Linked DNA regions of Homo sapiens: region 2 is linked to region 1. Evidence: read pairs that join two places in POLR2A ChIA-PET (ENCODE). Cell type or tissue: Panc1. All regions are shown on one strand.

What was found. Peaks named below come from ENCODE experiments on the same cell type or tissue, not always from the same donor. Only the 100,000 strongest peaks of a DNase experiment are listed, where the experiment ranks them.
Region 2: POLR2A ChIA-PET joins it to region 1 with 11 read pairs; 2 of 35 experiments call an interaction of 5 or more read pairs at or near these places.

The regions. Positions count from the first base shown.
Region 1 is chr19:46,883,839-46,886,338 of GRCh38, forward strand. The region is part of intron 1 of ARHGAP35 (Rho GTPase activating protein 35); the gene reads left to right. Among named protein-coding and RNA genes, the nearest start is that of ARHGAP35, 24 kb to the left of the region's middle. In Panc1, no CTCF peak of the experiment used is centred here; no DNase peak of the experiment used is centred here; H3K27ac peaks cover 185 bases.
Region 2 is chr19:47,865,980-47,868,479 of GRCh38, forward strand. The region is part of intron 1 of LINC01595 (long intergenic non-protein coding RNA 1595); the gene reads right to left. Among named protein-coding and RNA genes, the nearest start is that of LINC01595, 2.1 kb to the right of the region's middle. In Panc1, no CTCF peak of the experiment used is centred here; no DNase peak of the experiment used is centred here.

The DNA of each region.
Region 1 (2,500 bases):
GAGCTCAGGAGTTTGAGACCAGCCTGGGCAATGTGGTGAAACCCCATCTCTACTAAAATACAAAAAATTAGCCAGGCATGGTGGCGCATACCTGTAATCCTACCTACTCGGGAGGCTGAGGCGGGAGAATCTCTTGAATCTGGGAGGCGCAGGTTGCAGTGAGCCGAGATTGCGCCAGTGCACTCCAACCTGGGTGACAGAGCAAGACTCCATCTCAAAAAAACATAGTATGCCTATACGAGTTTACTAGTTTTTAGCTTTGTCAAGGAGAGAATTTAAAAAAGAAAAATTATTCCCACCATTATTTCATAAAAAGTAGGATCTAGGCTGGCCATGGTGGCTCACATCTGTAATCCCAACACTTTTGGAAGCGAAGGCAGGAGGATTACTTGAGCCCAGGAGTTGGAGGCTACAGTAAGCAATGATTGTGCCAACTACACTCCAGCCTGGGCAACAAAAACAACAACAACAAAAAGGATCTAACTTCAGAATAAAGGATATCCCTTCCCAAGGAAACTAGCTGCCTTATAGGGACATATGTAGGTATATACTTATAATTCTCATTTTAAACATAAACTGAGGAAAACTGCCACAGGCCAGCTGTTTAACTTTTTGGGGCCTTAGTTTTCTCATCTATAAAATAATGATGATATCCTTTTTTTTTTTTTTTTTTTTTTTCCCCTTTTGAGATAGGGTCTCTTGTCCAGACTGGAGCGCAGTGGCATGCTCACAGCTCACTGCAGCCTCGACTTCCTGGGCTCAGATGATCCATCTCAGTGTCCCTAATAGCTAGGACTACAGGCATGTGCCACCATGTTGTATTTTTTTTGTAGAGATGGAGTTTTGCCATGTTGCCCCAGCTGGTCTTGAACTCCTGGGCTCAAGCAATTCCCCCGCGTAGGCCTCCCAAAGTACTAAGATTACAGGTTTAAGGGCTAGAGTGCAGTGGCATGATCATGGCTTGCTACAGCCTCGACTTTCTGGGCTCAAATGATCCTCCTGCCTCAGCTGAGACTACAGGTGCGCACCCACCATGCCTGGCTACTTTTTAAAATTTTTAGTAGACATGAGATCTTGCTATGTTGCCCAGGCTGGTCTCAAACCCCTGGCCTCAAGTGATCTTCCTGCCTTGACCTCCCAACGTGTTGGGATTATAGGCTTGAGCCACTGTGCCTGGCCCAGGGGTCTATATCTAAATCCTAAAGCTTGCGGAAGTTCTTTCAGCTGTCCCCATGGCTTTGGGCATTATGAATAATAATCCATAGGACATAATTGGAAGGTGTTTCAGCTTAGGATGGATTGGACTTTTGAAAAGCGCCCCTTCTTATAGTCAACACAACATCTCATTCCCCTGTGAACTCACCCTTAGGGAAATCATTTTACTTTTGGACAAGTGAGACCAGATCCTCAGAGATAGTTTGTGACTCTTGCAATAATAATAGCAAATATTTCCTTAATCTTTTCTATATGCCAGGCACTGTATTATGTACTTTACATGTATTAACTCAAGGAATCCACATAACAACCCAATGAAGTAGGTACTATCCTTGTACCCATTACTCAGAATAGGAAACAGGCCATGCATGCTAGGTGATGTAAGCTAAGGATTCAGAGGAAGGAGAATAATAAATTACCCCCACTTAGAAAGTACTGGTCTGGGTTTGTGTGCTCTCTCTTCTGCCCACCTCCCTCCTCTCTCTCTGGCCCTACTTGTTTTTATTAATGTGGGGTTAATGCCGGTGATTTCATATACTAACCTTGATCATTGGGAAATGTTTCTCTCACGGGAAGGTATTTGGATGGGCATAGTACATTCTTTGGTTTGTCTTCTTGATCTCTAGTTTAGCTTACTTGTTAAAGATTTCCAGAATGATCTAGCAGTTAATTCCAGTTCCATTTTCCCCTCCACCTTTTTATTTTTAGTGAGGTCCTAATTGGATTTTTTTAATCTTAATTTTTTTAATTTTTACCTTTTTAGAGATGAGTTCTCACTATGTTGCCCAGGCTGGACTCGAATTCCCAGGCTCAAGCAATCCTCCCGCCTCAGGCTCCTGAGTAGCTGGGGCTACAAGTGTGTGCCACTGCACCCAGCTATAAATAGATTTTTATAATGTGATTTTTAAATTTTAGGGTATTAAGCTTATCTTAAAGTACAATCAAAGCCTGTCACCCATTTCATTTCTCTAATGCCTCCTTGAAGTATTTTGCTTTTGACTTCGGGGAAGAGCCTTGGAGATTGGGTACTGCATGATGCTGCAGGGAGGCCAGTGGTTTATGTTGTCGTCGTCCGTCCTGGAGTGCTTGCCTTAATGCTGCTCATTTCAAATGCCTCCTCTCTGTTTCCAAGGTTGAATTAGCATCAGGTCTTCTTTTACATCAGCCTTGTCTAATATAACTTTCTGTGTTATTCATTATGGTAACCACCAGTCACGTGTTGCTACTTGAAATGTAGCTAGTGGGGCTGAGAAACTAAATTTAAAATTTTTATTATTATTAGTTT
Region 2 (2,500 bases), 980 kb after region 1:
TTTTTTGTATTTTTAGTAGAGACGGGGTTTCACCGTGTTAGCCAGGATGGTCACGATCTCCTGACCTTGTGATCCACCCGCCTCAGCCTCCCAAAGTGCTGGGATTACAGGCATAAGCCACCAAGCCTGGCATTTTTGTATATTTTGTAGAGACAGGGTTTCACCATGTTTTCCAGGCTGGTTTTGAACTCCTGATCTCATGTGATCCTCCTGCCTCAGCCTCTCAAAGTGCTGGGATTACAAAGTGTGTGAGCCACTGTGCCAGGCCAGAACCTCTTGCTTTAACACCCTGCTTCATCCTAGGTCTCTGGATCTAGTTTCTGATTTTCTTTTTTTTTTTTCGAGATGGAGTTTTGCTCTTTTTGCCCAGGCTGGAGTGCAATGGCACGGTCTAGGCTCACTGCAGCCTCCACCTCCTGGGTTGAAGTGATTCTCCTGCCTCAGCCTCCCGAGTAGCTTGGATTACAGGCGCCTGCCACCACGCCCAGCTCATTTTTTTTTTTTGTAATTTTAGTAGAGCAGGGTTTCACCATGTTGGCCAGACTGGTCTCGAACTCCTGACCTCACCTGACCTCAGGTGATTTGCCCGCCTCGGCCTCCCAAAGTAGTGGGATTACAGGCGTGAGCCACCGCACCTGGCCTGATTTTTTTCTTTTTTTCTTTTTTTGAGATGGGGTCTCACTCTGTCACCCAGGCTGGTGTACAGTGGTGTGATCATAGCTCACTGCAACCCTGAACTCTTAGGCTCAAGCAGTCTTCTCATCCCAGCCTCCCTAGTGGCTGTGCCTACAGCCATGTGCCACCAAGCCAGGCTAATTTTTAATTTTTTTCCTGTAGAGATGGGGTCTTGCTATGTTGCCTGGGTTGGTCTCGAACTCCTGGGCTCAAGCTATCCTCCCATCTAGCTTCCTAAAGCATTGGGATTACAGGTTTGAGCCACAGCACCTGGCCTGCCCCATCTCTTAAAAAAAAAAAAAAATAGTGAGGTTGGTGGGGTGGGGCACCAGTATGTTTTAAAGCTCTGAGGCAATTCCAGTGTGCAAAGCTTGAGTACTGCTGTTCTCAGTCAAATCCCTGCCATGGAGTAGACAGACTCCTGGGAGTTGATGCCTAACTGTCATTATTAAGAAGACACCAAAGCCAGCTGTGGTGGCTCATGCCTGGCATCCCAGCACTTTGGGAGGCCGAGGTGGGTGGATCACCTAAGTTCAGGAGTTTGAGACCAGCCTGGCCAACATGATGAAACCCCCTCTCTACTAAAAATAAAAAAATTAGCAGAGCATGATGGCGGGTGCCTGTAATCCCAGCTACTCAGGAGGCTGAGGCATGAGAATCGCTTGAACTGGGGAGGTGGAGGCTGCAGTGAGCCAAGATTGCGCCACTGCGCTCCAGCCTGGGTGACAGAGCGAGACTGTCTCAAAAACAAACAAACAAACAAACAAAACTATTTTAGTAAAAGAAAACTCAAAATTGCCTTATCTGATTGTCCCTTTCACAGAAATCCACCTAGATAAAATCAAATGCCATAAAGAGAAAGATGTGAATGGTCATTATTTTATTTATTATTTATTTATTTATTTTTGAGATGGAGTTTTGCTGTTGTTGCCCAGGCTGGAGTGCAGTGGCTTGATCTTGGCTCACCGCAACCTCCACCTCCCGGTTCAAGTGATTCTCCTGCCTCCGCCTCTCGAGTAGCTGAGATTACAGGCATGAGCCACCATGCCCAGCTAATTTTTGTATTTTCAGTAGAGACGGGGTTTCTCCATGTTGGTCAGGCTGGTCTCCAACTCCCGACCTCAGGTTATCTGCCTGCCTCGGCTCCCAAAGTGCTGGGATTACAGGCATGAGCCACTGTGCCCAGCCTGCGAATGGTCATTATTTTTATACCAAATAAATATAGTAGCCACCAGTAAATTCATTAGTTAAAAAGGGTTTTCAGCTGGGCATGGTGGTTCACGCCTGCAATCCCAGCACTTTGGGAGGCCTAGGTGGGTGGATTACGAGGTCGGGAGATCAAGACCATCCTGGCTAACACGGTGAAACCCCGTCTCTACTAAAAATGCAAAAAATTAGCCAGGCATGGTGGCGGGCGCCTGTAGTCCCAGCTACTTGGGAGGCTGAAGGAGGAGAATGGCGTGAACCCGGGAGGTGGAGGTTGCAGTGAGCCGAGATTGTGCCACTTCACTCCAGCCTGGGTGACAGAAATTCTGTCTTAAAAAAAAAAAAGGGTTTTCAAGGCCAGGTAAGGAGGTGGCTCACGCTTTCTAATCTCGGGAAGCCGAGGTGGAAGGATGGACTGAACCCAGAAGTTCGAGACTGGCCTGGGCAACATAGTAAGACCCCGTCTCTACAAAAAATTAAAAATTTGGCCAGGTGTGGTGGCACTACCTGTGGTCTCAGCTACTTGGAAGGCTGAGGCAGGAGGGAGGATCACTTGAGCCTGGGAGGTGGAAGCTGCAGTGAGCTGTGGTGGTAGCACTGCACTCCAGACTGGATGACA